5 separate regions of the Homo sapiens genome follow, and all the other regions are linked to region 4. The links are chromatin loops, found by intact Hi-C in ENCODE. Cell type or tissue: MCF 10A. All regions are shown on one strand. Each heading gives the region's core, and the rest is flanking DNA. Links, peaks and the distances in the headings are about the cores only. Region 1 overlaps LINC01847 (long intergenic non-protein coding RNA 1847). Region 2 overlaps ADRA1B (adrenoceptor alpha 1B). Region 3 overlaps LINC01845 (long intergenic non-protein coding RNA 1845). Region 4 has its middle 98 kb from the start of LINC01847. Region 5 overlaps LINC01847 (long intergenic non-protein coding RNA 1847).

Evidence for each region. Peaks named below come from ENCODE experiments on the same cell type or tissue, not always from the same donor. Only the 100,000 strongest peaks of a DNase experiment are listed, where the experiment ranks them.
Region 1: a loop joins it to region 4, with 2.7 times the contacts of the local background. A loop is called at or near these places in 6 of 110 quality-filtered maps.
Region 2: a loop joins it to region 4, with 5 times the contacts of the local background. A loop is called at or near these places in 4 of 110 quality-filtered maps.
Region 3: it touches region 4 in a loop (2.4-fold over the local background); 22 of 110 quality-filtered maps call a loop at or near these places.
Region 5: it touches region 4 in a loop (2.9-fold over the local background); 3 of 110 quality-filtered maps call a loop at or near these places.

Annotation. Positions count from the first base shown.
Region 1 is chr5:159,823,810-159,830,301 of GRCh38, forward strand. The region is part of intron 2 of LINC01847 (long intergenic non-protein coding RNA 1847); the gene reads right to left. Among named protein-coding and RNA genes, the nearest start is that of LINC01847, 44 kb to the right of the region's middle. In MCF 10A, for the core only: no CTCF peak of the experiment used is centred there; DNase peaks (open chromatin) are centred at 2,052 and 2,792.
Region 2 is chr5:159,962,217-159,968,708 of GRCh38, forward strand. All of the region lies in intron 1 of ADRA1B (adrenoceptor alpha 1B), which reads left to right. Among named protein-coding and RNA genes, the nearest start is that of TTC1, 44 kb to the right of the region's middle. In MCF 10A, for the core only: a CTCF peak has its summit at 3,511; a DNase peak (open chromatin) is centred at 3,545.
Region 3 is chr5:159,448,348-159,454,839 of GRCh38, forward strand. LINC01845 (long intergenic non-protein coding RNA 1845) reads right to left here. Exons shown (of 7, transcript NR_027110.2): 5 at 5,042-5,184; 6 at 4,235-4,446; 7 at 209-1,109. Among named protein-coding and RNA genes, the nearest start is that of LINC01845, 15 kb to the right of the region's middle. In MCF 10A, for the core only: no CTCF peak of the experiment used is centred there; DNase peaks (open chromatin) are centred at 1,804 and 3,084.
Region 4 is chr5:159,769,937-159,776,428 of GRCh38, forward strand. No RefSeq gene overlaps it. Among named protein-coding and RNA genes, the nearest start is that of LINC01847, 98 kb to the right of the region's middle. RefSeq lists enhancers at 3,101-3,615, 3,537-3,666, 3,616-4,128, 3,777-3,866, 4,544-5,051 and a silencer at 3,317-3,366. In MCF 10A, for the core only: no CTCF peak of the experiment used is centred there; a DNase peak (open chromatin) is centred at 3,545.
Region 5 is chr5:159,846,863-159,853,354 of GRCh38, forward strand. All of the region lies in intron 2 of LINC01847 (long intergenic non-protein coding RNA 1847), which reads right to left. Among named protein-coding and RNA genes, the nearest start is that of LINC01847, 21 kb to the right of the region's middle. In MCF 10A, for the core only: no CTCF peak of the experiment used is centred there; DNase peaks (open chromatin) are centred at 2,919 and 3,439.

The DNA.
Region 1 (6,492 bases), core at 445-5,444, 54 kb after region 4:
CACATTTCAGGTTAGAACTTGAAAATATTTGGGTGGGGGAAGGGGATGGGGAATAATTTGATCTTTAGCAGATACCAATGAAGAGTTAATGGGTATCCTAGCAAAACTTATCCCAGGGATCTGAAAGAACAGGAGGATGAAACAGACTTTACCCTGGTGAGGGGACTCTGGCCTCACACGGTCATGTTTATAGCCTGCTTTGCCACTTAGATACTTTTAATCACTGAAAAATAGAAGGAGGCCAGGCACAGGGGCTCACACCTGTAATCCCAACACTTTGGGAGGCCAAGGCAGGCAGATCACTTGAGGCCAGGAGTTTGAGACCAGCGTGGCCAACACGGTGAGACCCCCATCTCTACTAAATATACAAAAATTAGCCAGCATGGTGGCACATGCCTTTAATCCCAGATACTTGGGAGGCTGAGGCACAAGAATCTCTTGAATCCAGGAGATGGAAGTTGCAGCAAGTGAGAGAGAGAGAGAAGATGAAAGGAAGAAGGAAGGAAGGAAGGAAGGAAGGAAGGAAGGAAGGAAGGAAGGAAAGAAAGAAAGAAAGAAAGAGAAAGAAAGAAAGAAAGGAGGGAGGGAGGGAGAGAAAGAATGAAAGAAAGAAAGAGAAAGAAAGGGAAAGAAAGGAGGGAGGGAGGGAGAGAGGGAGAGAAAGAATGAAAGAAAGAAAGAAAGAGAAAGAAAGAGAGCAAGCGAGCAGTTTTCTTGTTTCTAGAATAATTAGTATGGGTCTCCATCCCAAGACAGACTTTTTGGTCCTGTGCTAGAAAAGACTTCCTGAGCTAATTCATTTCATTTATTTCTAAGTATCTTGTTTTCATCATGGCATCTCCTGCAGGAAATGAAAATAGCCAGCAGCTTCGGCATAGAGAGACTGAGAGGTCCCAGCCCAACACCTCAGGACAAAGGCAGGGCATAGCAGATTAAATGCCACCATTGCTGCAGTCGCCTGCTCTCACTTTTCTCTCCCTGTCAAAGCTGATATTGAGTGTACTCTCCCTGTGAATTGAGCATTCTGTCATCAAAAAGCTCGGTGATGAAGCTTATCTCATTTTTAAAATCAAGACTTGTCTCCCGTCTTTAATACTGGATGACTAATACCTAGGTCATTTTTTAAAAACTAAATTAATTTGATGCTCTGATTCCCTGTTGTTGTGCAACAAATTACCTTAAAACGTAGTGGCTTAAAATAGCCATTTTATTTTGCTCACAGTTTTGTCAGGAATTGTCTTTAAACATGACAAGATGATAAAATAAAGTATGACCAATTCAGCAAACATGTATTGAGCACCTACCATGTCTCCATTACACCAGCCTGTCCTGCAGGCAAAAGCAAAGACACAGTGGGGTAGAATTTATGGGTGCATTTGGAGAACTGCAAGTCCTGGGTATGGCTGGAGTTTGGGTTCATGTGGAACCCAACAAGGGACAGGCTTCAGAAGTAGACTGAGGCCAGATCCTCAAAGCCCTCGAATGCCAGGATAAGAAATTTCAACTTCATCCCATAGGGTATGGGCAATAGGGAGCCATGGAAGATTTCAGCAGAGAAGAGTCACTGTCAGATCTATGCTGGGGGATAGGCAGGGAATAGATGCTTCTATGAGAAAAGAGTGAAGCGTCTGGAAATTTGCCCTCTTATTCAACACCTGAGGGGCTCCACAGTTAATATTCACCTTCAGCAGAGCTGACCTCCTGGACCTCATTTTACCCTAGCCCTGTTTCTTTGCCACTGGGTGCAGCTCAGCATGAAGAGTGCATGAGTGAGAGCCACGGGCCTCCTTAGGGGAAAAAGAACAAGTACTGCCCAAGTTGCTACATTGCTCATATGCATTGTTACCCTGAAAGGGTCACAGTCCCTTGCCTCTACAGGGAGTGGGGGATGAGGCTGCCTTGGTGTGGCTCAGAAAACATATTGAGGCTTGGCAGCACCTGAGAACATTTTGAAAAACTTCCCACCAGGTTTTATTTGTTTTGTTCACAGGCCCTTAAAGTTAGCAACAGAAATCACCTCTGAGGGCTTGGTTCCTGATGGCTCTCCAGTTCCCAACAGCTGTGGAGGGCCTCTCCTGGCCCATTTCCCTGACCAACCACTCCCTGCCCCTGTCAGGCCCCTCCCACCTCAGAAGAGGCCACAGCCGCAGGTCAGCTCCAGGCAAAGGCACAGGGTAATTAGAGGCTGCTAATCACTACCACGATAATAATACTAGTGAGTTAGGGAATGATTCACAGATACCAGACACCAACTTAAATACATGTATCCTCTCATCTAATGGTCAGAACAACCCACAAAGGAGGCATAACTATTTTCTTTATCAGATAAACTGAGGCATGGAGAGCAACTCACCCAGTTGCACAGCTAGTATTTGGCAGAACCTGGATGCAAACCTGGCTCTGATTCCAAAGCCGAGGCCTCTTGGCCCTCCAGTCTCCCATTTCTCAGCGCTTCCCTTGGGGAGTTGCCTCTCCTACTGCCCCCTCAGGTACCCAGCCCCCTGCACCTAGATTTTATCATGTAAGCATCCAGTTCTTCCCATATGCAGCTCCTTTGTCTCAGTTGTGTCAACTAATTTTATTACCCTGGGTAAATCCCTTCATTCGCCTGGGCCTCAGTTTCTTCATCAGTAAAATGGGGATGCCCAGTCTGTCTTATAAAGTCAGTCCAGGCACTAAATCAGTTGGTGTGCTCCTGCGGCCCTGGGAACCTGGGATGGGCACTTAACTGTAAAGTCTTCTTATGACAATGCAGAAGTGACTCATCTGGTGAGCAGCCCAAGCCCTTCCTGTAGGCAGTGAGCACTCAGGAGGTTTCCACAAATAGATTCAAGCAACAGGTGTCTGCACCCTGGGTAGCTCGGTACCTGCCAACTCTGCTGGCAATGCTCGCTCTGGGCTCTTTCCACAGAGAGAGGTCACATTCCATGGCCCAGCAGCCCAGCACAAGGAAACAGCCCTGCCCACACACAAGGAAAAGTGGACATTAAGGGTTCTGCTTGTTTTTAAAAGGCTTATGGGCCTCCAAGGCAGAGGAGAGAAGAGCAGGGAGACCAGGTCTAAAGTGAGGGTGGAGACTCTCCTTGTTCCTAGCTGTGGAACAGAAGCACTGTCTCCCCAGGGTGGAGGCCAGCAGCTTTCCCAGCAGGCAGACTATGAACTGCTCTGCTCAGACTTCAGACTTGGGTCTGGCTTAAAAGGAGCACAGAGTCATATTTGCTGGATTAGTTTCCTAGGGCTGCCATAATGAAGTACCACAGACTGGTGACTTAGAACAACAGCAATGTGTTGTCTCACAGTTCTGGAGGCTGGAAGTCCAAGACCTAAGTGTTGGTGGGGCCATGCTTCTCAGAAACCTGTAGGGAAAAGATCCTTCCTTGCCTCTTCCAGCTTCTGGTAGCACCAGGCGTTGTGAGACAGGATCACTCCAGGCTCTGCACTGTTTCTGCTTGGCATTCTCCCTGCTTTACCTCTGTGCATGTCTACCTCTGTATCCAAATTTCCCCCCCACAGTGTTTGTTTTTGTTTTTTGTTTTGTTTTGTTTGAGACAGGGTCTCACTGTGTCACCCAGGTTGGAATGCAGTGGTGCACTCTCAGCTCACTGCAACCTCCACCTCCCAGGCTCAAGCGATCCTCCCACCTCAGCCTCCTGAGTAGCTGGAACCACAGGCACACACCACCATATCTGGTTAATTTTTTGTGGTTTTCATAGTGAGAGTTCCACCATGTTGCCCAGGCCGGTCTCGAACTCCTGAGCTCAAGTGATCCGCCCGCTTCAACCTCCCAAAGTGCTGGGATTATAGGCGTGAGCCACCGTACCTGCCCTTCTTCTTATAAGGAAACCAGCCATTTTGGATTAGAGCCCACCCTAATGATCTCATTTTAACTTGATTACCTCTATAAAGGCCCTATTTCTAAATAAGGTCACATTCTGAGGTACGAGGGAGTAGGACATCAATATATCTTTTTGAGGAGACACAATTCAATTCATAACACCTGCCTTCTTTACCCTGTGTTTAGTGGGGAAAAAATGGGGGCTCAAAAGATTTGAGTTTGAGCCCCAGTTCTGCCAATAACTGGCTACTTGGTTTTGATGAGTGATTTTGACCACAGTTTCTCCTCTTGCTTACTTGGGGAAAAGATTAGATGAGATCATAGAAATCACCAAATTTATAGCCTGAAGTGGCCTCTGAGATCATCCAACATTTCCCAAAGTGTGCTCACCAGAATATTAATCCTGCAAAGTCCCCTTGGGATAAAAAGGAGGGCTGGTTGTGTGAGTCCCTCTCCGAGACTCTCAATATGCATTACCAGAGGGAAGTTCCCGAGAAGTCGCACAGTAAAGAAGCCTTTGTTTGTCCCTGCATCTCCCAAACTCATTTCACTATGGACGCTGTTGTTTGGGTAATCCCTGGTAGCAATCTCTTGATCACTGATCTACATTTGGAAAATGCTCACATAGATTAACCCCTTTAGTGCACATTGGAGAACCAGGATTGAGACTTAGATCACCTTTTACCTGCTCCCAAATCTCTGTCTCAGGCTCAGCTTTGAGGAAAACCCAAATTGAGACAGATGGTTGTTCCTGGGATAAAAACAGCTTTACTGCTAATTTTAAATTTTTAACATTATTTTCAATACTATGTACTCAGTAAATTTTCAAACAACACAGAAAAGAATAAGGAAGATAAGTAAAACTCACCTTAAATCTTCCTACCCTAAAATAACCAACTGATGTGGATTACTTCTTTATTACTCTATTATTTCTGCCATTTTTTTTTTTTTTTTTTTTTTTTTTTTTTGCAGACAGGGTCTCACTCTGTTGCCCAGGCTGGAGTGCAGTGGCGCAATCTCCGCTCACTCCAACCTCCACCTCCCAAGCTCAAGTGATTCTCATGCCTCAGCCTCCCAAGTAGCTCGGATTACAGGCACACACCACCACATTTGGCTAATTTTTGTATTTTTAGTAGAGATGTTGTTTTGCCATGTTGGCCAGGCTGGTCTTGAAATTCTGGCCTCAAGTGATCCACCTGCCTCAGCCTCCTGAATTGCTGGGATTACAGGTGTGAGCCACTGTGCCCAGTCACTTCTGCCACCTTTTGATTGCACGAGGAGGTAATGAAGCTCAGGAACTGGGATAGGAGCTGAACCCAGAATCAGTGAGTTCAGAAGCATATCCTGACATGAGTTGTTGCTTAAATTATAGTCAAGCCCCTTGGCCTCCTTGTGCCTGATTCCTCCTTACCCCTTTAGAGAGCAGTGTCTATGGCAGAGTCTGAAAATTAATAATATTCATGGCTACCATTTATTGGGTTCCTACTACGTACACATAATATTATGTTACACATTATTGCACCCAGGAAATTAACCCTCACATCTTCCCAAGGAGGCAGGTGATACCATTAAGGCTTTGAGAGTTTGACTTGCCTCAGATCTCACAGCTGCTAGCAGCCATAAAGCCAGGACCCTAACTCTGAAACTGACTCCCAATTCTGCCTGACTCTGAAACTTTCTGCATAACTGTAACTCTGTGACTTCATACACTATATGCGGCAAACGTCAGTCCTATTTTCTGACCTCTCAGCTCCTGTTAAATGCCTTTGCTGTGTTTGGAATAGTTTTAGCCCTGTGGATCCTACTACTCCAAAGCAAAACCCAGAAGACTCCAATCAAATCTGGGCCTCCCTTTCAGACTGGATGAAAGTGTGTCCAAGGCTGGGACAATCAGACACACTCCTATAAGACCTTGATTCTAAGAGAGCAACTCAAGGAAAGAGACTTTCCAGGGGATCCATTGTGCTGGCAAGGATGGCAGCAAGAGGTCTGACTTTTGGGGTGACAATGTTTGCAAGGATGAGATCTTGGCATAGCAATAGTGGTGGTTTCTTCTATGGCTTAGTGGGACAACAGTAGGGGCAATGGTCCCTCTGTCAATCTAGTTCTACGGAGCGGTGTTTTCATTGCTCCTTAAGTTTACCTTCAGACCTTGCTCTCCACCTCTCCTGACGATTCTGAGAGCTCTCAATATCCTTTTGATAAATTCCTTCTCTGCCCAATCGGCCAGAGTCAGCTTCTGTTGCTTGCTCCCAGAAAACCTGACAGATGTGTGCTGTATCAGTGAGAGAGAGTGAGACCTCTCACTACACAGAACTCTAGTGGCTTTGGGTGTCTACAAACTGCAAAGCAATGAACAGAGATGGCCAGTTTCTCATCAATTTCTTTAACATAGACAACAAATTCATTAGATCCCAAAGTGAACTTTTGGCCAAAGTAGTACAAATTGGTTTAAACCATATTGATTCTGTTACCTCTCAATTGCCTAATTTCCAATTCACATTATATTTTGTGCCTTGAGTCCAGGTGTTAGAAGCCAACAGGAAAACTAGACTTTCTTGAATGGGTCTTCTGAAAGAAATTTAATTGAAAATCGTATTTATTCTTTAATCCAGTGGTTCTCAAACTTTTTAGTCTCAAAACACCTTAAAAATATT
Region 2 (6,492 bases), core at 476-5,475, 190 kb after region 4:
AAGAATAAAAAGATTCCTCCATTTATGCCCCACAGTAAGGAGATAGGGACAGGGGACCACAGGCACATCAGGAACTAACGAGGGGGCTGCTGGGGGCTTAATAACAAAAGATTTCATTTAAAAACTGTCTTTCTCAGGGACCTCAGACTGGTGCTGCCATCTGTCTGAGTGGTGCTGCCATCCGTCTGATTTCATTTCAAACCTCTCAAATCATCAGGTTTCATTTTCATTTCAAATCTCTCAAATCATCTCATTTCATTTTAAACCTGTCTCTCACCTGTGAGGGACCTCGCACTGGTGCTGCCGTCTACCCATTTCTTCATCTGTAAAATAGGGATAATCCCACCCTGCTCAGGGAGCTGTTGTCAGGATTAAATGAAACAGGAGCTAAAAAAGTTGGCGGCACATAACAAGGACCCAATACGCACAGCATCTTTTGGCTTGTTTTTCAGCTTTTTTTTTTTTTTTTTTTGAGACAAGGTCTCGCTCTATTGCCCAGCCTGGAATGCAGTGATGCGATCATAGCTCACTTCAGCCTCAACCTCCTGAGCTCAAGCAATCCTCCCACCTCAGCCTCCCGAGTAGCTGGTCCACAGGTGTGGGGGCCACCACACCTGGCTATTTTTTTTTTTTTTTTTTTTTTTTACTTTTTGGCTTGTTTGGTTTTTAGCTTTTATTTCTTTTTCTTTTCTTTCTTTCTTTCTTTTTCTTTTCTTTTCTTTTTTTTTTTTTTTTTGAAACAACGTCTATGTTGCCCAGGTTGTTCTCAAACTCCTGGACTCGTGCGATCCTCCTGCTTCAGCCTTCCAAAGTCCTAGGATTATAGCCATGAGCCATTGCACCTGGCCTTTTAGCTTTTAGATAACATTCATTGGATTTTCCCCAGTTACAGAAGGAATTTGTGTTCATGGAGAACATTTTGGAAAACACCAAAAAGCACAGAGAAGGAAAATTCACCCATAATTTCCCCACACTCAAAGATAAGCACAGTTGACATTCCAGTACACACCCTCCCAGACCTTTCTATACATGAGCATTATGTTGAGACTTGACAGTGAATAAACAAAAAAAGTATATATATATATATATATATCCACACACATAAGTATGTATATTTTGTTTTCCTGTGAGCTGCATTGTGGTGATTAAGAGCCTCTGTCACAGCTGCCTATATTTAAATTCTAACTCTATTACCTACTAGCTCTGTGGCCTCGGGCAACTTACCTATATCAAATTTGAGTTTCTGTTCCCCTGTGTGTAAGAATCATGGCCCCCCAGGCCAGCCATGCAGGTTGGACACAGTCATCAAGAATTGTTGTAAAGGACAGTATGAATGGTGCCTTCTAGAGCACAGTCATGATGGACTGCCTTGGGAACAGTGGCTGTTGAAGGAGTAACTGGCCCAACAGTGGTTAAGCACTTAGCCCATCGCCTGGCACAGAGTCAGAGCTTGTTAAATGGTAGCTGCTATTCTACAGACATGCCCTGAGGTTTTGATGAGTGGCCCTCAGGTTCACGGAGTGTTGAGACCTCCACTGTTCATTGTTCACTGTTCAGATTTGTTGAATGTCAGCTTAAGGATGACCTGCTGGGGCCATGTCCAGCCAAGAAATGTTTTTCCCTGTGTATATCCTGCTCAATGTGAGCCTTTGACCCTTGCACTTCTCAGTCCCTCTAAATCGCCCTTGGGCACTCAAAGACTAAGTGATGTGGGTGGGCTCACGGCAACATCTGTTCCTCGATTTATCCCTCCTCCCCTCACCACCCCACCCCGGAAAAAAAAGAATAAAATAATAGAAATGCTTCCCACATGTGGTTTCCCAGGGCTGCACCTACATAGCAGGAGAAATTCACTATGGATTTGGGTGGTGTGCAAGATTGAAATGACATCTAGAGATAGCACAAGAAACCGTGAGTCACATATTCAGTCAGTCCATCACTGAGCAAATATCTATTTCAGCACCTACTACGTGTGCCAGGGCCTGGGCTCTCCAGAGACAAAGTGGTTCCCTGTTCACTTCTCTTTCAATCCTTTAGGTTCCTCAGAGAGCAGTGCCTCTCAGTTTAGGGCCAAAATGTCTTCAGCACCTCTCAACCACTGCTAATCTCCCTTTTCGAGAAAGAGGGAGCAGGCCTCATTCACACCACAGTCTGGAGCTATCCAGGAGGTACAAACATTGTTTTGTTTTCATCTTATTTTCTCCACCATGATGTTTTATTTATAGTAAATGATGCAAGTTTTAAAATAGTGATAGAAAGCTTCCTTCAAAAGAATTGAGATACCAAAAACTAATTGACGCAAAGAAAAGCGCTAAGTAAATGGTGGTCCAGGTGGCAGAATGATGAATGCTTAGCAAGCTTTAGACCTGGGATGGGGGAGTCTCAACCCTTTGAGGGTTACTGATCCCCTTGAGACCATGACGACAGCTATGGACCCTAACCAAGAAAATATAGGAATGTTGCCCACAATTTTAGCAGGTTCAGGAACCACGTGGAGACCATAATTCAGCTGGTATTGGAAAGAGCAGTAGGGTAAGTCTCAATGCCCACACAGCACATAGACCTCATCCTCTTCACCACCTTCTTCATCTTGGTAGCAGTGGTACTGGTGGTAACAGCGGTGCTGGCAGTTGTAACAGTAGCAGCGCTCAAAGCAGTCATCATAGCTATACTTATTGAGTGCTTTCAATGTGCCAGGTACTTACCAAGCCTGAGCTCACCTCATCCGTACAGAAAATAATTATTACCCTCCCAATTTTCCAGGAAACCAAGCCTCACCAAACTTAAGGATCTTCTCCAAGGTCGCCCAGCTGAGAATGCCAGGGCTAGGGTTTGAACCCAGATCTACCTACCTGTGATGTCTGAGCAGGTCCTTAACCACTAAACTCCACTGCCTCAATAAATATTTGCTGAAGCAAATGAATGGCAACTTGAACAGGTCGTGGTGGCCACTCTGCCATTCACCAGTTGAGTGACCTTGAGTGAGTCACTCCCCTCACCCTCACTGGCCCTCCATTAAGGAAGGAGGCTTCCCAGGCCTGGCGAGCCATGATTCCAAGAGGCAGGGCAAGGAGCATCAGGAACATTCCATGAGCAAGGGAAGCGGAGGCAGGCTCAGGGCCAGGCTCGGGAACATGCACAGGGGGTTAGTGGCATTGTTAAAGAGCCCAGCGCAGCCCTGACTTCCAGCACAGAGTGTCCAGGCCTTCCAGGAACCCACACTTCCTGTTGTATTTACTCCCCTCACCCAGCAGCTTCACCCACCACACTCTTCTCCAGTGACAGGTCTGTTTGGCTGCCCAGGGGAAACGATCCCTGCCACACATCCTCTTACATGCCTAACAGGCTTAGCATCTTGTTACTTAACGACAGCTTCTTGGTTTCCACCAAGGCAGGCCAGTGCAGCAAACGGGACCCCCCTAATCCCAGCAGCTACTGTGCTGGCAGAGGAAGAAGGAGGAAGGAGGGGGTCGAAAAATTTGTGGCATCTGTGGCAGCCTGGCGGTCCAGTCCCTGACCCACACTGCCCCGCTGTGGTGAAAGTCTAGGGAAGCAGGCACGCCCCAGCAGGGATGGGCAAGGCTTTGGTCTCTGACTTCATGAGGGATCTGAATTTATTTATTTATTTATTTATTTTTTTGACACAGACCAGGCTGTAGAGCAATGGAGCGATCTCAGCTCACTGCAACTTCCACCTCCTGGGTTCAAGCGAGCATTTTGGCTAATTTGTGTATGTTTAGTAAAGACAGGGTTTTACCATGTTGGCGAGGCTGGTCTCAAACTCCTGACCTCAGGTAATCCGCCCTCCTTGGCCTCCCAAAGTGCTGGATTACAGGTGTGAGCCACCATACCCAGCCAGAACTCTGAATTTTAAGGCTGAAAAAGACCCAGCTCACACCACTCAATTAAAGAAAGAAAACAGGCACAAAACTGGAAAGCAGTTCACCCAAAATGATACATGTAGTAAAATAGACCCCAAATATGTTTCCTAAAATTAGATTTCCAGCCCAATCAGGGATTTACAGGGACAATAATTATTATTTAGTTAATTACTATTCATGCAGAGTTGACTGAGTGACAGACACCTGGGATCCAGAGTGCTCATAAGGACTCTACATGTTTTTACCTTGCTTAATCCTCACAACAATCAGAGAGGTCAGTACTATTATTAGCCCATCTTACTGATGAGGAACTAAGGCTTAGGGACAGTATGAAACTGGCCCAAGGTCACATGGCCAGAGCCAGGATTCTATTCCAGGGAGTCCCATTCCAATAAAAAAGGGGACTCCCTGTCAGAAGTCACTGAGGACTTGTTCAGGGTGCAAAGGAGGACAAAATAAAATGAAATGCAAATGGAACAAGAGGGCAAGATCAGTGTTCACCTACCAAACAAGTGAGGATTAAAAAGGCTGAAAGAGCCCAGAGGTGGGGAGTTGTAGGGAAAATGTCAGATTCAGGCACAGTTGATAGGTGGGTAAATTAGTACAACCAGTTCAAAAGGCAATTTGGCTGTCAGGGCTTAAATGTGGAAATGACCCAGTGATTCCTCATGTGAATTTATTGCACAGAAACACCCAAATGTGCATGAAAAAGTGAATGCATGTGGCTTTTCATCACTGCAGTCCGTAATAGCCAAAAATTGGAAATCACCTATAGAGAAGGCATTAAATAAAACTACCATCTATCCAGACAGTAGGATGTAATGCAGCCCTTGTGGGGTGGGGAGAGAAGTGAAATAGCACCACGTACTTTGACAAGGAAATATCTTTTACATACTGTAAGCAAAGAGAGCAATTTGGGGAAAGGTATGTGCAGTATGACCCCATTTTTTTAAATCTGGAAGGATTCCAAATAAAACTGTTAACTCTGATCCCTTCTGCTTAAGTGGAGTATTTTCACTCTAGACTTAACAGATTTTTTGTAATACGTATTTTTTAAATTCAGCATGTATTACTTTTGAAATAAAAAAAATATACAAATCTGGAGGGGAAAAGAAAAGAAATGAAGATATAGCTCCTTTCCAGAAGGAATTTACAATCTGGGTGATGAACTAGGATTCAGCCAGACCTGGGATGGCTTAACATGAAAAAGCAAACAATAAAATAACAAAATATGATCTGCTTGTATGAATTCTATGGGGTACAGAATAAATAAGTCCATCTGAGTTGAGTGGGGCTAATCAGAGCTGAGTTCCTGGAAGAGAATGGGTCAGGATATAAAGTATATTTAGAAAATGGTCACTATTTATTATTTTCAAGATGTCAGACTCTGTGTCAAGTATTTTACATGGATATTTTCATGTGTTCACAGTAACTCTATGACATAGATATTGTCCCCATTTTACAGATGGGAAAATTGAGGCTGAGATGGCTAATTAACTCTTCTAAAGCTGAACAGCCAATAACTCAAGAGAGGTTTCAATACGGGTCTGTGTCATCCCAAGTTCTGGGTTCCAGCCACTTGACCACACTGCCTAATCAGCCAAGGGCAAAGAATGGCCCTTGGCTTCTTCTTCTCAGAGGAATAAACAGTGTAATGAGCCCAAACCCAAAATGTGGCAGTAAATGCCCATGAGAAAAGTTGGCATCACCCCCTCACCTTTGGCTGAACACTTCTCAAGGCCATGGTCCTTGGAGGGTACATTGTAAGAAAACAGAGGCAAAAATCTAGCCCATCATTGTCCCTGACATGGTGCTTCCAGTGTGATGAACGTGAAGAACAACCAAAAAACGTATGCCGCGCAGACATAGGGGGAAAGTAAAATTTATGCCCCCTTCCTAATGCTACATGTGTTCTGTTGAATGGCCTCTTAGCTGCCATGGTGCAACACCACACCCCAAACTCATCTCTGCATTCCCACAGCTTGTCCTCATGCCTAGCACTTAGCAGGAGCTTAGTGTTTGTGGAACGGATGAATGAACGAACAAATGAATGGACATATAGCAAGTTAAATAACTATGACTATCATATACTGGTCTCTTGATCCAAAAAAATGGGACCAACAATAGTACCTTCCTCACTGGTACCTTCCGATTATAATTATTAAATAAGCTAGTGGTGTGAAGAGTTAGCACAGGACCTGCAGAGCACACACACAAGATAAATGCTGGCTATGATGAATCTTAGCTATTAGCATTATTGATATTTTTGTAACCTTTAAAAGAGCCAGTTTCTCAGGTTGCATCCCCATTAATCCATTTATCGCCTATTTCACAACCACCTTCAATGGGGTTGGCACCAAACAAAGTTATAATTTTTTCCTCAACAAACATGCTTTCCTGCTCTAGATCCTGTCCATGGTTTTGCCATGTTGGCCAGGATGGTCTCGAACTCCTGGTCTCAAGCGATCTGCCCACCTTCGCCTTCCAAAGTGCTGGGATTACAGGATCCCACCTCGGGCCATGGCTCCAGCCTCCATCCTGGGCCCTGTGTGTCCTCATGCAAAGTAATGTGCTGCCTGTATACACACTCATCCCTGTGTAATGCACAAGG
Region 3 (6,492 bases), core at 943-5,942, 320 kb before region 4:
AAAGCGTGGTCTTGGTGCCCGAACTAAATTTGAATCAGCTGCCTTCTATTAGGGCCTCCTTTCGAAGTCTCTGGTGGCCAAAGAAACACAAATTTATGACAGAGTGGCTTTGCTTTGTAAACTTAAGCCCTCAAAAGGGGACTTCACTGGGAATCTCTATTAAGATATTTATGAACTTCATTTTTTAAAAAAATAGTAAATATGATCAGCTTTGAATTATTTGATTTATTTTCATTAATTGCCAGTCATCCAAAAGAATTTATTGAGCACTTGTAGGTACCAGACACTGTTCTAGGCACAGATGTGAGCAAGATACATATGGCCCCTGTTCTAATGTAGCACACAGTGTGGTATTGACACAGAGTAAATGGGTAGTCGTAACATGGGGCTCTGAGAGGGGAAGGAAGCGGGTATCTTAGGAGATACTTAAAGGTCAGGGATGGCTTCATGGAGGAAGGAGTTAGCTGGATGAAGAGTGGTGGGAGCAATGTAGATGCCCAGGTGAGAGTGGGGCCAGCCTGGAGTGGAGAGGGCATTGAGCACACAGCTAGAGTGTCATAACCTGGGGAGGGCGGTTTAGGGAGGTGAAGGAGAGAGATGCTAGGGCTGCCAGAGCAAAGTATCACCGACTGGGTGGTTAAAACAACAGAAATGTATGTTCTCATCATTCTGGAGGCAGGAAGTTTGAGATCCAGGTGTTAGCTGGGTTGGTTTCTCCTGAGGCCTCTCTCCTTGGGTGGTAATGGCCATTTTCCTCTTTGCCTTCACATGGGCTTCCCTCTGTTCGTGTCTGTGTCCTTATCTCCTTTTTGTATAAAGACGTCAGGCATATTGAATTAAGGGCCCCCACACATGACCTCATTTTAACTTAATTACCTCGTTAAAGACTCTATCTACAAATACAGTCATGTTCTGAATTACTGGAGGCTGGGGCTTCAATGTATGAATTTTATGGGACACAATTCAGCCTGTAATGGATGCATAGTCACTGGATCAAGCAAGGCCTTGGAACCATGTTAAGAAACATGGACTTTATCTGGAAGGCAAGGGGGAGTCACTGAAGAGTCTTACACAGAGCGGCGATGCTCATGTTTACATTTGGCAGAGATCTTACAGCAGCGAGGGGAAAATTGGAGAAGGATAGAGTTGGGTTCAGAAGCTATGAGGATGTTGTCTAAGAAAATTCTTGGCAGAGGGAGATTAGGAGGTAGAAACTGCAGAACCTGTGATGGGTCACTCCTGAGGGGCAGAGCAGGGGAGTGTCAAGGTAAGCTGGATTTCTGGTTTGGGCCACTGGGTGCACCATGGAAATCTTCACTGAGAGTCGTGGTCTGGGTGAGGGAAAGGAGGTGAGTCCAACATTAGGGGGGCATGCTGAGTTTCAGGGCCCTTTGGGACATCTGAGTGGGGCAGGTCTCAAGCTCCTGAAATAATTCTGGGTTGGAGATATGGATTTAGGACTCATTAGCTTGGATGGTAGTTGAAGCCATGGGAATGGATGCGGGAGGGGGGCTAGCCATGAGTTTGAATATTCAGAAGGGAGCTGGCAACTCTTCTTACTAATGCTGGAGACGTGTATGTGCCCAGAATGACTAACACCTCCGCTCATATGAAGGCCCAGTTAATCTTCAAGCCCAGGTTTTCCTCTCTGAGGAACCACTGGGGTCCTGGGGTAAGAGAGGATCTTGGGTCTCCTGGGCATTTTCTCCCTTCCCAAGACCTGAGGATGTTTAATCAATTTTTGATAGTTGATGAGTCACTGGATGCCTTCCCAGCTGAGTCAGCGAAGGTACCCCTCCTGGGAAGCACAACCCAGGCAGTTCCAAGTACCGGCCTTGTTTATCAGAGGGATGGGACGAGAGGGTGAGGTGTGACTTCCCAGAGCAGCGAGCTTCAGTGTCTGACTACATGGGGCAAGGAAAGACACCAGTGGACAAAAGGTATTTGCTGGGCTTAAGGGTGCGTGACGCATGTTTTTGGTAGTAGTAGCAGATTTGTCTTTTTAAGATGTCTTTTTTGAGCCACTTTTAAAATAACAACAGCTGACATTTATAGAATCTTCATCAGCTTCCAGACAATGTGCTAAGCATTTTACCTGCATTGTCTCAATTCGTCCTTACAGGGAAGCACTGTGGTTATTCCGATTGTACTAAGGATGTGATAGAAGTCACACGATGTGACTTCTGAGGCTAGGACATGAAAGCGTCTACCTGGCTCTCTCAGTCTGTCTCAGGATGTATGCCAGGGAGCCACAAGCCAACTTGTGAAATGTTTGGTTACCCTGCAGGTGCTGTGCTGGAGAGAGCATGTGGAGAGACACCACAGAGAGTGATGTCCAAGGATCCTCTGCTGTTCTAGCCTCCAGATGTTTGGTACCAAATGGAGAGTGAGTGAGGCTTCCAACCCCACCTTTGAGCCACCCCAGCTGATCCCAGTAGAGCAGAGATGAGCTGTCCCCACCAAGTCTTGCCCAGATTGCAGATCTGTGAACAAATAAGAATTTTTGCTTGAAGCCTCTATGTTTTGGGGTACTTGGTCACGTAGCCCTAGGGCTAACTGAAGTATAGTGAGAAGTGACAAGATTCAAGGTTGTATAGCTGCTTAGGGGAAGAACAAAGAAAGTACACTCTCCTTGCATTCAAAGGATATTTCTTCAATTTGCTTGCAGTGTGACCTTTGGCAAGCTACTGAACCTCTCTGTGCCTCAGTTTTCTCATCTGTATGATAGGGATGAAGATGGTATTTCTTCAGAAGGTAGTGATGAGGAATAAATATCTCATTCTTGGCATGTAGGAAAAAGCTAGTAAGTAGCTGGGTTGGGGTTTCAATTCAGGCAGTCTAACCCTAGACTCTTTACTGGTAAGCTCAGGTCCAGAACATTCCCACCAATCCCTGAAAAGGAGGCCAGACGGCAATATCCCAGGTACTCCCATTATTTTCCCCCATACGGCATGATTCTGAGTCCTCCTTGGCCGCCCTTCTCTGTTCACTGGGCCTTGATACATGATTCTCTGAACTGAAGGCCGCACCATCACTCCTCTCTGTTTAGTGCAGCCCGAGATTACACTGGCTTTTTTGGCAGTCACATCACATTGTTGACTCATTCTGAGCTGGCAGTCAAAATCCTAAGTGTTTTTATCACATGTGCTAGCATCAAGCTGCATTCCTTCCCATCTAGGATTGGTGCAATTGGAGTTTTAAAAAATCCAACTGCAGAATTGTTTAGTTTATTAGATTTTGCTCATTGTGGTAGTGTGCCTAGGAAAGAATCCAGATGAGCTCCTCTCCAGGGTTCTCGGAGACACCCTGTATCCTTTTAATATACCTTTCCTTTATTTCTGTAGTCCATTTGAGTGGCTTACTGGTACTCACAACACAAAAAGTAAGCCATAGAGTGACTTCTGGGTGGTCCTTGCTCAGGAGGAAAAGAGGTGTGGCAGGGATGCTGTGGTAGAGGGCAGAGAAAGCAAATGGCAGGAGCGTGTGCCGGGTGCCACGTCTGAGCCGTGGCAGACCTTGCAGCTGATCATGACTCTCTTTTCTGCTGAGTCAGGAAATGGCCTCTACTTTGATTAGCTGCCACCTGAATAGGACAGAGTTGAGGACTGAGGACAGAGACTGCTTTCGAAGTGGACCCTGGCATAATTAATCAGGCTTCAAGCACATCGGTTGTTCGGATGGTTCCCAATTCCCCCAAATGTGCTGCCATCTTACCCTCATTTTCTCAGCTTGCCCACAAAGATAAAATGATATTTTTATCAAGTCTCATTTCTTGCTGAACTACAAGTTCTCTAAGTGGCCGCATCACTTGATCCTGCTACTCTGGCGATACTATGTACAGTGCTTGCTGAAGTGGTCACTCTGGTTGGTGGGTGCCACAGAAGGTGGGTGGCTCAGAGTGGACTGAAGAAAGTACCAGAGTCTGATGGACCTCATTTCTGCAGTCAGTGGTGAGGTGCTGGCTCCCATGGTGGGGGGATTTTCCCAGGTGCCTTAGCTCAGGAAACATATGGTGCTCAGTGGAATGGACCCTGGTGTGTCTCCAGTGGTCTGCATAGCTCCTGGGCAATATGGAAGGACAGTGCTGACTCAAGCAGAGCCTGAGCCATCTCTAGACGCTTTCCCACCTTGTCCTTGAGTCCTACAAATTAGGTCCTAATTGGTCTGTATTCTCCCCGCCCCCTTACTCTCCAGCCTAGGGACGTCTTTCCATTCTGGGAATAGGACGCCTTACCTTTACTCCACTCATATTCTCTCAAATATGTTGTATGTGCACGAAGCCTTCCTATTTGCCTATGCTTAAGCTCTTGAAGCTCAAGGTTAATCATTAACTTCTTTTTTTTGCCACCCCTTTGCTTTCTTTTATGTCAGCTCTTCCTTGAGGGAATGAAGGCAGACTGCTGGGCTGAACACAAAAAGGGGAGCAGCCCGGGGTAAAAGGAAATTCTAGAATAAAGAGCACATTGGTTAATAGCTTAGAAATGTTATCCCCCTAGACGAGTAATAGAAAGTTCCTCAAACTCGCCTCAGCAAATTATGGGAACTGATTGTAAGAGGCAGCTTAGGGAAGCCAGGGGTGGAAATGGCTGATTGGACCGGAAGTGGCACAGGCGCCTTGGGGACGTGCTCTCACAGCTTCTCACTTTGGGTGCCACAGTCTCTCATCTCTGGCTCCTCTGAATGTCTACCTCATCTCTTCTCTCTCTGGACTGGCTTTCACTGCATTGGTGGACGTATGACATGAGGATACCCAGCCCTGCCCATGGCCCAATTGCACCAATTAGAAAAGCTGCCCCTTCAAGAAATATTGTAATTGCCATCTGCCAGGAGACTCAGTTAAAAACACACAAATAAGTGAGGACCATACATGCTCAATGGACTGCTGCTGCACGTTTGTGTGCAGTGATGGCAAGTGGGACCCGGAACTCTGGCCTCTGCTTATCCTCAGAAGTGGGCGGCAGAGAAGGAGGAACGTGCTTGAGTCGCAGTCCCCAAAAAGGGAGGAACTCATTGGCCCAGCTTAGGCCTGGTGTCTGCCTACCTGTGGTTCAGTCAGCTGTGGTCGGTGGGCAGGACACACCTGAAGGAGCATATCTTGGCTGTGTGGGTTGGGCAGACATCCCACAATGCTCATGTAGGGGGATTCATCTCATTAACTCTGAGTGTTTCTTCGGCATTCCCCCACTATTTTTAACATATCATTTACAATATTGAATTAATAAGACTGGGAATGAAAGTTCTTTGACAGAACACACATGGTAGTTACTTTTGGGACTAATTGCTCTGCAGGTCGCCTCGTGCATTACCGTCTGCTATTTTTGCTTAAATTATATGTATCTGCTTTTATGTCACTTCCTAGGTAAACCTTACTTCCCCCTATAGGAAACATGGTTCACTCAAACAAAGTAAATAAAAGGGCTTTCCTGAAGGTGTGGGCAGATTTAAGGGAATCTGACAAGAAAAGTACGAGCTAAGAAGGTCTGGCAGCCACTCCCCTGCTAAGCTAGAACAGGCAGGAAGGGAGCACTTACTGGGGCCAGGTGGTGGTAGCTGTAGGGATGTAGGACAGGGCAACTCAGGGGACCTGTGGCCTCATGCAGAGGGAGGCAGCCAATCTATAGCCACCTATCAGGGAGGGAGCTGGGCAAATAAATGTCTCCATCTTGTTCTCCTCCTTCTTCTCTCCAATCTCCTGCCAGTGCCTCCACTGGTTGAACCTAGCTGGGAGCCAGTGGATCAAAGATCCAGTGGACCAAAGGATCCATAAATGTGATCCTCCTGGGGGTATAAAAAAGGATAGAAATAGGTGGAAAGTGGATCTGGGAGTGGCTAAATGGAAAATATCCAGGATGTTCCAAATTGCATTCCTCTGCTATATGCCTTCCCAGACCATTGCACTGCCCCATCACAATGCTCATCCTAGTTTGTCATATCTGCTGAAGGATTAGGCATGCAGAGCATATGCCTCATGGAAGTTAAGGACTGTATCTGACTTGTCATTGCTGTATGCCCAGAACCTATCCCTGCATCTGATTATCAATGATGTGTAATGGAGCTTGGAACGTGAATGGGCACATATGTCTGATGTCCTCACCTGACCATTCTTTGGGAGCCCTTTGGGGATAGTGAATCTCCCAGTACCCTACTTGGGCACAATAAGGACTATTTAGTGAAAGAACATTCACAATTGAGTGAATGGATGAATTCTAAGGGTGGATCACTTTGAAAATACCTGAATGTCAATCTCATGGTACCAAGTTTATATCAGAATTCAACCTCAAATTAACTAACTTCCATTCCAGATCTGTTCCTTTCTTGGTGACATGGCAGCATATACATGCCTCATTTTCTCCTGCCTTATATCCATATCCTCTTGGTCTGGTGGCACACCTTCCATTTCTTCACAAGCAACCTGGGATGATTAGCTTAGGTCCCCAGCCCAGCCCTACTCAATGGATGAGCTTCAACTAAGATGGGGACAAGGAGGCTCTC
Region 4 (6,492 bases), core at 576-5,575:
AGAGATGCTTTGCTTTTGGGATTTTGTTTTGCTGTGACAGCAGTTTCCTCATCCTGCAGCTCCTTTGGTGGCCCAGTTCTGTGTCGTGGTTTGCAAAGTTGTCTTCCAGGAAGCTTGCCCTAGAGACTGTTTATTCAGCCCACCGAACGATTGTATGAAGTATTTAGTAATAATACTCCAACAAAAACAACAAAAATAATAATAAACATTTCTATCTATTTATTAATAAATTCCTTCCCACTTAACTAACTAGAATGGATTCTGTTGTCTGTAATTAGGACCTCTAACTATTATGGAGGAGGAGAAAAGGAAAAATGAGAAGAGGAGGGAAGGAGGGAAATAAGTGAAAGCGGAAGCAACTGGCTGGGCGCGGTGACTCACGCCTGTAACTCCAGCACTTTGGGAGGCCGAGGCGGGCAGATCACCTGAGTTCAGGACTTTGAGACCAGCCTGGCCAACATGGTGAAACCCCATCTCTACTAAAAATACAAAAATTAGCTGGGCATGATGGTGCATCCCTGTAATCCCAGCGACTTGGGAGGCTGAGGCAGGAGAATTGCTTGAACCTGGGAGGTGGAAGTTGCAGTGAGCCGAGATCGCACACCTGCTCTCCAGCCTGGGCGACAGAGCAAGACTCTGCCTTGGAAGAAAAAAAAAAAACGGAAGCAGCAACAAAGATGACGGCTTATTTTCTCTTTATACATTTATTTAAAGTACGTTAAATCCATGCAAATATGTTCATGTCATGCTACATTTTTAAATTTTATTTTTTTAAATATATAATATAATCAATTTTTGCAAAGAAAAAATCATGTACACATATATGCATATAGATTGATAATAAACATTTTAAAGAACACAAACATAACATACACGTTGTTATTTCTAGATAATGGAATGAAAGATATTTTCTTTTTGATTATTTTTAATTGTTCTGGAATAAGCACAGATAATAATAATAGGCACTATTTAATAAATGGTGCTGGGAAAACTGGCTAGCCATATGTAGAAAGCTGAAACCGGATCCCTTCCTTACACCTTATACAAAAATTAATTCAAGATGGGTTAAAGAGTTAAACGATAGACCTAAAACCATAAAAACCCTAGAAGAAAACCTAAGCATTACCATTCAGGACATAGGCATGGGCAAGGACTTCATGTCTAAAACACCAAAAGCAATGGCAACAAAAGCCAAAATCGACAAATGGGATCTAATTAAACTAAAGAGCTTCTGCACAGCAAAAGAAACTACCATCAGAGTGAACAGGCAACCTACAAAATGGGAGAAAATTTTCACAACCTACTCATCTGACAAAGGGCTAATATCAAGAATCTACAATGAACTCAAACAAATTTACAAGAAAAAAACAAACTACCCCATCAAAAAGTGGGCGAAGGACATGAACAGACACTTCTCAAAAGAAGACATTTATGCAACCAAAAAACACATGAAAAAATGCTCACCATCACTGGCCATCAGAGAAATGCAAATCAAAACCACAATGAGATACCATCTCACACCAGTTAGAATGGCAATCATTAAAAAGTCAGGAAACAACAGGTGCTGGAGAGGATGTGGAGAAATAGGCACACTTTTACACTGTTGATGGGACTGTAAACTAGTTCAACCATTGTGGAAGTCAGTGTGGCAATTCCTCAGGGATCTAGAACTAGAAATACCATTTGACCCAGCCATCCCATTACTGGGTATATACCCAAAGGACTATAAATCATGCTGCTATAAAGACACATGCACACGTATGTTTATTGCGGCACCATTCACAATAGCAAAGACTTGGAACCAACCCAAATGTCCAACAATGATAGACTGGATTAAGAAAATGTGGCACATCTACACCATGGAATACTATGCAGCCATAAAAAATGATGAGTTCATGTCCTTTGTAGGGACATGGATGAAATTGGAAACCATCATTCTCAGTAAACTATCACAAGGACAAAAAACCAAACACTGCATGTTCTCACTCATAGGTGGGAATTGAACAATGAGAACACATGGACACAGGAAGGGGAACATCACATTCTGGGGACTGTTGTGGGGTGGGGGGAGGGGGGAGGGATAGCATTAGGAGATATACCTAATGCTAAATGACGAGTTAATGGGTGCAGCACACCAGCATGGCACATGTATACATATGTAACTAACCTGCACATTGTGCACATGTACCCTAAAAGTATAGTAATAATAAAATTAAAATAATAACAATAATAATAATAATAATAGGCACATCTCATTTTCTCCATACCCTATTCTTATTCTCTAATCTTGGTGGGTAATAAGTTTTTCAGACACTTCAGTCCTTGCAAATGGATGCAAGGCCTAATATACAGTACACATTTATCCCTAAATGGTGTCCCTATTTTTACAGAAAAGCAAGGCTCAGAGAGATGGCATAACTGATCCAACTGAACTCCTTTTAACATGCTAACCTCTACAGGTAACAAATGCCAGCCAGGACATTAGCAAGAAGCACTGGCTTCTAACCATTTTGGTCATTTAATAGCTATGTAAGCACTGGACTTTTCCAACTTCTGTGAGCCTCTGTTTCTTTCACCTGAAAATTGGGTATAATAATGGCACCTACCTCCCAGGGCTGGTGTAAGTCTCCAATGAGATATACATATGGAAAGCTAAGGACACTGCTTAGCAATAAATGCTCAATAAATATTAGCTGCTACTATTACTATTATTATCCTACTGTAATAGGGTTACTATCATTAGCCTACATTATTACTATTTTATATTACTCTAATTACTATTACTACAGTTCTTATCCTACTGTAATAGAATTCTATCGCTCCTATTTCTTTAATTCTGAGAGAGTCAGGTTGAGATGCTGCCCTAATTATCTGTGTGTTCCCAGTATCCAGCATAACAGATACTAATTTAAACGAGTGAGGGTGTGGGTGGATGGATGGATGGATGGATAGATGAATGGATGGATAGATGAACTGAGACAGGTAGAGAGATGGGATGTAAATAAATGTGTGCTATGGACAGGTGGATAGAGGGGACCTTAAGTAACTTAGTATGTCAAATGCCTGAATAGGAAGGCCGGTAGGTGGTTGGCAGAAGAGTGGACGGGTGGATGAATGATCGAACGGGTGGATGGGTGGGTGGGTGGATGGATGAAAGAGAGGGGTCTTAAGTGACTTAGTGTGAGAGCCTGAATGGCTAACGGTAGAGCAGGTGACTGAATGAGGGGTGGACGGACGCCCAGATGCCTGCTTCCTGGCTTTTCTCCCGCTCTGTCTTCACAGCCTGCCCTTCCTCGGCTCCAAGGCGCCCCCGAGGGGTGAGCTTCCTGGGCGCGCTCCGCAGCGCCCTCCGCCCCTAGCTCGCGGGGAGGGCGTCGCGCGGCTGTTCAGCGGGGCAGCGGCCTAGCGGCGCGGACCTGGGTCTCCTCCCTCGCACCGGGCCGAGCGCCGGGCTCGTCTGCATTGACGTCTGCGGCGGCGGCGGCGGCAGCAGCCGGGCTCTCGGGAGCCTGGGTGAATTATGATGCACATCCACCGCGGCTGCTAAAAAAAGGGCAGTGACTCACCACCGGCCGCGGAAACTTCCACGAGCGCCGGCCGCAAAAAGGCGGGGGCGCCAGGCCAAGGGCGGCTGCGCCCGGGGCGCGCGGCAGCAGCCAGGTGTGTCTCGAAAGCAAAACGGCGAGGACCGTGGCGCGGGGTCGGGCGGGAACCGGAGAGACCTGGGGCCTGCGCCTCGGCTGCTACCGGCCTGGGTTCCACAGCTTGGCGCTCAAAGCCAGCCCTTGCCCGGAAGAAAAAAAAAAAACAGATGTGATGTGGCAGGTGACAAAGGGGAGAGCAATAGCTCATACTCATCGCTCTACTACATGTGCTAAGGTCATAATTCACTTAACCCTCAAAACAGCCCTGAAGGCAGGTCACGTGATTATCCCTGCTTTACAATGGGGATACTAAGGCCAGAGAGAGAAAGGGGCTTGCCAGCGGTGGCAGAGCTCTCAGTATACCCAATAAAATAGTAATGTGGCAGCACTGTGGAATCCCTGCCGTGTGCCCAGGCCTGTGCTGGTGCTACAGAGATGGACAAGAGTGGTCCCGCTGCGAGGAGCTCACCGTATAGCACTCTTTCTGAGATATGTCCAGAAGCATTTACCTGGGGGGACTCAATTCCATCCCCTTCCACCCGACAAATATTTTCGAGCTCTGCTGTGTGCAGAGAACAATGGCAGAGGAGACAGAGGGTTACAAAGGTGACTAAGGCAGCCTTAATTTATTTTTTGTGCATTCACCAAGTAGTTAGTAAGCACCTACCATGTGCCAGGTGAGCGAGGTAACACTGACCTGTCCCAGCTCTCATGGAGCGCACGTTCTAGCAGGGAAGACGGGTAAACAAGGTGTGAGAAACGCTACATTAGGGGGCTGGAGGCACACGCAATACAGCGAAGGAGCACCCAGCCTAACCTAGGCAATCAAAGAAGGTTTCCAGGTGGCAGTAACTTTGAAGCCAAGGCTGGGAAGCTAATTGGAAGTTAAGCATATGGAGAGGAGGTTCGGGAAGAGAGTTTCACTCAGAGAGAACAGCATGTGCCTAACCCCAGAAGTGCCAGAGATCATGACGGGTTTGAAAAACTGAAAAGCATTCAGTATACCTGCAGCAATGGGGGCAAAGGAGGAAAAGTGGAAAACAGGAAGCTGGGAGCGGGTTCACCCCAGGCACCTGTTTGAGGGCTAGCGACTTAGCCAGAGGGCAAACGAGCTAACAGCTCAGACAATAGCCAGCTGCATTTACAAGGACAGAGGGAAATCAGTTCTATTGGTAACAAAGCCGGCAGAATGAATGCCCTACTGGTGGGAAAGGAAGATCAGGGAGAGCTTCCTGGTGAAGGAGGCATTCAGGCTGTCCCTGGTTGATAGAGTTTCTGCAGAAGAGGAAAGGAGAACAACTAGGAAGAGGCATGGATGCCATAGCGCCTCACCCAGGCCCTTCACGGATCCTCTTGAAAGGCCAGAGAGCCATTTGCAAGACTAGGGCTAATGCAGTAAGCTTCTTCTAGGGTCTGGGGTATGGGCGAAGTGGCCTTCAATGAGCTCCATGTGAAAAGGAGGCACAGCCCTGGTCTTTAAAGAAGCTTCTTCTATCCATTGGTGCTGGCAACCGAAAAACGGAATTCATGTAATTATTCTACAATATGTACTGAGTATTTACTGTGTGCCAGGTGCTGTGATAGGCACTAGAAATTCATTGGAGGGCAATAACAGACATGGTACCACTTTCATGGAGATTAATTCTGGAAGGGAATAGGTCAATTTTTAAAAAGACACAAATAACTGTGAAATTCCCACCATGAGAGTGCCCCCAGACACAGGTAAGTGGTCTTATGAGAAGGCAGGTGAGGACTGCTGTATTCTAAAAGGCATGGACAGGATGCTTTAATGATGTAACAGTTGCGCAGGATCTAAAGGATGAGAAGAAAGTAACAAAACATGGGTGAGAGGGGCAGTGCTTCAGGCAGAGGGGACAGGCCAGGCAAAGCCCTCAGGGAAAGGCCAGTGTGACTGGAATAAAGAATGGGGAGAGGGTTGGGAACAAAATAAGACTATCCTAGGAACAATGGGATGTCACCCTGCCTGTAAGCTGGGCAAGTGCCATGGGGATGCAGAGAACCAGAGAGGACCAGAGAGCCTTGCTCTTTATTCCTTGCACCTCATTTCTGTTTAACAGTAACTCTGCAGCTGGGTGTGGGGGCTCATGCCTGTAATCCCAGCACTTTGGAAGGCTGAGGCGGGTGGATCACCTGAGGTCAGGAGTTCGAGACCAGCCTGGCCAACATGGAGAAACCCTGTCTCTACTAAAAATGCAAAACTTAGCCGGCCATGGTGGGGGGCGCCTGTAATCCCAGCTACTGTGGAGGCTGAGGCAGGAGAATTGCTTGAATCCGGGAGGTGGAGGTTGCAGTGAGCAAAGATTGCACCACTGTATTCCAGCTTGGGTGTCAGAGGAGACTCTGTCTCAAAAAAACAAAAAACAAAAAAAAAACTCCGCAAGGTTCTAACCTCCATCTTAATGAGATGAAACCTGACACTCAGAGAAATAAAGTGACTTGCCCATGTCCACAGCTAGTTAAGTTGAAGAAACCAAGATCCAAACCACAGTCTCCATAACCCATGATCTTTCTACCGGGGATGAGATCAGCCTCCCAGAAGAAGGTCAACCCAGAAGTTAGTAGAAAGTAGGATGTGGATAGCCAGATGGGAGGTGAAGAGACCTTTCCCAGAAGGGCAAGATATCATCAGCAATGTAGGGACGAGACTAAGATGGCATGAGAGAAGCAATACAGAAGCTACCTACATAGAAGAAAAGACTAAAGGAATTAAACAAAGAGATTTCTCTCAGTGGCTTATCTCTGAGGATTGTGACTAACTTTTTCTTTTCTTTTTTGAGACAGAGTTTCGCTCTTGTTGCCCAGGCTGGAGTGCAATGGCGTGATCTTG
Region 5 (6,492 bases), core at 473-5,472, 77 kb after region 4:
CTGCCCCGCCTCTACTGCTTTTAAGGCACTCTTCTGAGACCTTGATGGTAGAACTGTTTATACTTACCTCCATGGGAATTCAATTGGATTTCATCTAAGGGGTGATGAGAATGGCAGGCCTCAAGAGCAGGACTCTTGCAAAGGGCGAGTGGTGAGCGGTGGGTGAAACTAACACTCCCAGTATTAGACTGCTAGGGAGAAGGGGGCACAGGCCCATTCGTCCCCAACTAATCAACCAGAATGATCTTCCCACCCCATGGGACACAGATGAGTGTCCCTGCCCACCCAAATCACATAAATGCATAAGCTGTAGCCTCAGCCCTTGGAAGCCAAGCCAAGGGGCAGACTGTGAGCCCAGAGCCTGAAAATAGAGTTAATCCTACACTCTCGAGTCTGGACCTCCCCATCCACAAAGCTTTCACCTGAGCCCAGCTGATATCTCCAGCAGCTCCCAGCCCTCCCAGGAAGACCTTCCCAGCTCCCACTCTGGCGCCAGCCCTTGGGTGAACCGCAGGTGGCTGGGATGACTTATTTTCTTAGCTGATCGGTAGCAGCAGCCCAGCTGGCTCATACCTCAAAGGCAGGAATTCCTCCTCTAGCTCATCAGCACTAATTTGTGCCAAGGAGCCAGGGAGGGGACAGACTCTGACCTCCCACAGGCCCCTGCCTGGCACCTGGTCCAAGGCTCAGGCTGTAGTCAATGGAGCCACTGATTACACATGACCTCACGAGCTCAGTCTGCGGTATTATCGGAGTCGGGTATCTCCTTACCACAGGCCCTGCTTGGCCAAAAGTCTCTACCTGGATCCTGGTGGTGATAAACAAGGTAATTGTGAGGGTCTCACCTCACCTTGTTTTAGACAGAGATGAGAAACCCAGAGGACTAAATACCAATGGCTGTGTCGGCCCTCGATGAATGCACTGAGGGGGAACACGTGGCTTTGTATCAATAAATATCAACTGTATGGCATTCTGGAACCATTGAGGTTCTGTGGGGGATACAGACATAGTTTTGGATACTCTCCACATGTAACTACAGCCTAGGTGAAGAGACCAAACTAATGCAATGAACCGTCTTCATCCGATAAGCATTTACTGAGGCCAGGCATGGTGGCTCACACCTGTAATCCCAACATTGGGAGGCCGAGGTGGAAAGATTGCTTGACCCCAGGAGTTTGAGACAAGCCTGGGCAACATAGTAATACCCCAACTCTCTATATTTTTTAAAAAGAAAACATTTACTGAGCACCTACTCTGTGCTAGTCACTGTGATGGAACAACAGCTGTGTTGTCCAAGAAGCCCCTGCCTTCCTGGAGGTTATATTCTCATGAGTGCAACAAGAAATTAACAAGTAATTCATGATAAAGTATAATGGATATTAGTGCATGTTGAGGAATGCAAAAAGAGGGGAGCTTCAATCAGAACATGCTATTGAAAAAAAAAAGGCTTTTTGGGGAAGGCAGAAGGAAGAGGAAGGAAGACACCCATGTTTCACAGGCTTGGAGGGCAGACCATGCATAGACACACCATCTCAGAAGCTAGTGCAGAAATTGAGATGTGAACAGCTCCTCATGTTCAAACCCCAGCTCCACTACTTGCTATTGATCTTGGACAACTTTCTCACTTAGTGCCTCAGTTGTACCATCTATAATAAGATGGTGATAATAATAGTGCCTATCTTATAAGGTGGCTGGGAGGATGAAATGAGTTAATTAACACAAGGAAGGCTCTTACTTAGCAGAATAAGTCTTCAATATGCAACCACTGATATTGTTGTTATTATGACCAGAGCTTAGCTGAAGGTAGAACAAGGGAAATCATAACAAAAGCCTGAATCCAAGTCATCCTGATGGAACAAAGTCATGGGACTTGGTGACAGGCTATGTCCTGGTAACTGAGAAGGAAGAAGAACCAGCATGGATTCTCTCATTGTTGATGAACAGAATGGAAACTGCAATAAGCCCTGAATTAGGACACCGAAAGACCTGTCTTGCTTTCTGGCTCTGACATTTGGTAGCAGGGTAACATTGGAAAATCACTTGAGACTCTTTGCCTCAGTTTTCACATCTATAAAATGGAGAAAACATTGGCTGCTCTGCCAACCATACAGGGTCATACCTCAAAGCAAGCAAAAAAGTGAGTGTGATGGCCTTTTAGTCACATTGCGAAGTGCTACTACCATCATGGGAATTATTATTATCCTAAAGGTTGTAGCTTGGGAAAACAAAAGTACATGCTTCATACTGAATCTCCAATGATGATAAAGAAATTCTAGGCCTCTTTTCTTCTTTTATTTGCTTTTTAAATTTCTGAGGCTGTGCTTCTTAAACTCCTGTGCGTACAAAATACCTGGGGATCTTGGTAAAATGCAATCTGATTCAGGAGGTCTGGAGAGAGGCCTGGGTCTCTGAATGTCAAACAAACTCACAGGTGAGCAGTTCACTGCTGCTGCTGGTCCACGGACCACACTTTGAGTAGCAAGGTTCTCTAGCAGACCATATAGAAAAAGTGGTCATATTCCTCAGGGTGAGCTGACAGAGTAGACAAAGGGGAGAGGTGTTCAGGATCCACAGCTGTAGGGGCCCAACAAGCTGCCCCCCACCTGCCTTTATTGACAATCATTCTGTGTGCTTGCTAAGTATCAAGCACCATGCTAGATGCTTGGCAAATATTTGCTAATATAATCCCTGCAATATCCCTATGTAACTGATACTATTATTGTCCCTATTTTACAGATTGAAAAAAACTAAGGCCCAGAGAGGTTAAATTATTTGCCCAAGGTCACACAGCACACAGTCCTTCTACCTCCAACTCCAGAGCTGAGCCCAGAGCAGAAGGTAATAAAACACAGCACATTCTGTGATCAGCTCCCACTCCAAACCACAGAGCAGAAAATCAGCTGCTGAACATACACTCCTGAAGGCTGAGTCATTCCATGGCAATGGCCTAAAGAAACAGTCCCAGATCTTCCTTGGTTCCTGTCCCACCCAACCTTCCTCTCGCTTCCATTCTGTGAGCTACCTAGAATCTAATAAACCTCTTCTTTTTGCATATCACAGGGTTTTAAAGCTTTGGCTCTGGAGCCGGACTGCCTGGCTTCCCATCTTGGCTTCACCACTCACTAGTTACTTAACTGCTCCAAGGTTCAGTTTTCTCATCTGTAGTGTAGGGATAAGAATAGTACCGACTCCACAGTGTTGAAGAGAACTAAATGGGATCATGCATGTTGAGCCCTTAGCCCAATGTCCTATACACAGCACAGGCTCTATAGCTGCTTCTAGTATGATTATTAAGGTAAAAGTAAGAGTAGGTTTGTAGCCGCTGTTATGTTAAATCAGCCCACCACACCCCAGCCACCTGACACCCTCCCTGGATGCCTTGAGAGGCCTCCAGGGTTTCAGGGCTTGGGCAAGCGTGAGTGATTCGCACTCTGGCAGGAAGTTCCAGGCTATTGCACCTGCCAGCAGTGCTCGACTCTCCTTCTCGTAGAGAATGGGGAATGTGTCACATTTATGGGGGCCCTTTATTGCACATCAGGGAAGCGCTTTGCACAAATGTTTGGATCAAGTTTTCATGACTCTGGCCCCAGGCCTGCTATGAATCAGTCTTGCAGTCCCAGCTTACTCACTCCAGAGATGGTCCTGAGGCTGTGGTTTCCATCTCTGCCTGCCTCCCACCTCTCCTTCTTCCACTCCTACCTGCTGTCACCAGCCACCACCTTGAATCCCCCAGGAACCCAGGACGAAAGAGATGTGGGGTGATGTGAATGACAATTGCCACGCTGGCCCTCCAGGATGTGTTAACTGCTGTTAAAAGATACTCCAAGTCATTATTGTAACATTATGAGGACTGAGCTGATTGCCGCTAATCTCAGACTCCCCTTGTGTTCCTAATGGAGGGGAGCCGCCTTGTGTGAAAAATCCCATTTTGTGTCACTCTTCTAAAATTTCATTTAAGAAAAATAGGGGCAAAATGTGATATTCAGCAATGGAAAATGAGTAAGATAAGGATTTAAGTACAGAGCAAGTGAATCACAAAATAGAACTTCGTGCAGTCAGGTAAGCACTGAAGAGAGCAGACACACAGGAGGAGTGAAGGGGTAGAGGACATCAAATCGCCCTTCTGATCCACTTTCACCACCTCTGATGACATCAGCAAGAAAGTCTCTTTTTGTGTTAGTGTGTCTTTAACACCCTTGGACACAAGACAATCTCCCTTTGTTAACAAACGGAGAGCAGGCCCACACCAATAGGCAAACAGCACAGCTTGCTTGGGTTAAAATCCCCGCTAAGGCACACAGGCACTCTGTGACCTTGGAGACGTTAATAAACCTCTCCACGGCTCAGCGTCTTCCTCTGTGAAATGGGGTTAATAGTAGTCCTTCTTTCATAGATTTACCGTGGGGATTCAATGAGTAACTTCACAGGAAACAGGTTTGTCACTCTGCTGATGTGAGCAACCATTACGTGGCAGCTGACAGTATCTGAATTGAATATAATTGCTTTGTTCTCATTGTACTTATTTTTAGGATTATTTTCTAGTTAGGGAACGTGATACTGGTTTTTCATTTTTAATAGCAATACAAAGTATATTTGTAAGAGATGTACTTAAAGTCACCCAAAAATAGTATATTAACAATAGAACAGATAATATGAGGTTGTGGCAAAAATTGTGAAAGTGGTACTTGAATAACTAAATTTTGGGAAGCCTGATCCTGTCTAATTTACTCATTTTACAAATGCAAACCTGAGGCCCAGAGAGGGAAAGTGAATTCCCAAAGGTCACACAGCAAGCTAGCAGCAAAGTGGTTCTAGAATTCAGAACCCAGCTGAAAGTTTTACCTAACACACTGTATTCAGGTCACTCAAAATAATAAGAGCTGTCTAAGACAAACCCACAGTCAATATCATACTGAATGGGCAAAAACTGGAAGCATTCCCTTTGAAAACTGGCAAAAGACAGGGATGCCCTCTCTCACCACTCCTATTCAACATAGTGTTGGAAGTTCTGGCCAGGGCAATTAGGCAGGAGAAGGAAATAAAGGGTATTCAATTAGGAAAAGAGGAAATCAGATTGTCCCTGTTTGCAGATGACATGATTATATCTAGAAAACCCCATCATCTCAGCCCAAAATCTCCATAAGCTGATAGGCAACTTCAGCAAAGTCTCAGGATACAAAATCAATGTGCAAAAATCACAAGCATTCTTATACACCAATAACAGACAAACAGAGAACCAAATCATGAGTGAACTCCCATTCACAATTGCTTCAAAGAGAATAAAATACCTAGGAATCCAACTTACAAGGGATGTGAAGGACCTCTTCAAGGAGAACTACAAACCACTGCTCAATGAAATAAAAGAGGATACAAACAAATGGGAGAACATTCCATGCTCATGGGTAGGAAGAATCAATGTCATGAAAATGGCCATACTGCCCAAGGTAATTTATAGATTCAATGCCATCCCCATCAAGCTACCAATGACTTTCCTCACAGAATTGGAAAAAATTACTTTAAAGTTCATATGGAACCAAAAAAGAGCCCATATTGCCAAGTCAATCCTAAGCCAAAAGAACAAAGCTGGAGGCATCACGCTACCTGACTTCAAACTATACTACCAGGCTACAGTAACCAAAACAGCATGGTGCTGGTACCAAAACAGAGATATAGACCAATGGAACAGAACAGAGCCCTCAGAAATAATGCTGCATATCTACAACAATCTGATCTTTGACAAACCTGACAAAAAGAAATGGGGAAAGGATTCCCTATTTAATAAATGGTTCTGGGAAAACTGGCTAGCCATACGGAGAAAGCTGAAACTGGATCCCCTCCTTACACCTTATACAAAAATTAATTCAAGATGGATTAAAGACTTAAATGTTAGACCTAAAACCATAAAAACCCTAGAAGAAAACCTAGGCAATACCATTCAGGACATAGGCATGGGCAAGGACTTCATGTCTAGAACACCAAAAGCAATGGCAACAAAAGTCAAAATTGACAAATGGGATCAAATTAAACTAAAGAGCTTCGGCACAGCAAAAGAAACCACCATCAGAGTGAACAGGCAACTTACAGAATGGGAGAAAATTTTTGCAATCTACTCATCTGACAAAGGGCTAATATCCAGAATCTACAATGAACTCAAACAAATTTACAAGAAAAAAACAAACAACCCCATCAAAAAGTGGGCGAAGGGTATGAACAGACACTTCTCTAAAGACATTTATGCAGCCAAAAGACACATGAAAAATTGCTCACCATCACTGGCCATCAGAGAAATGCAAATCAAAACCACAATGAGATACCATCTCACACCAGTTAGAATGGCTATCAAAAAGTCAGGAAACAACAGGTGCTGGAGAGGATGTGGAGAAATAGGAACACTTTTACACTGTTGGTGGGACTGTAAACTAGTTCAACCATTGTAGAAGTCAGTGTGGCAATTCCTCAAGGATCTAGAGCTAGAAATATCATTTGACCCAG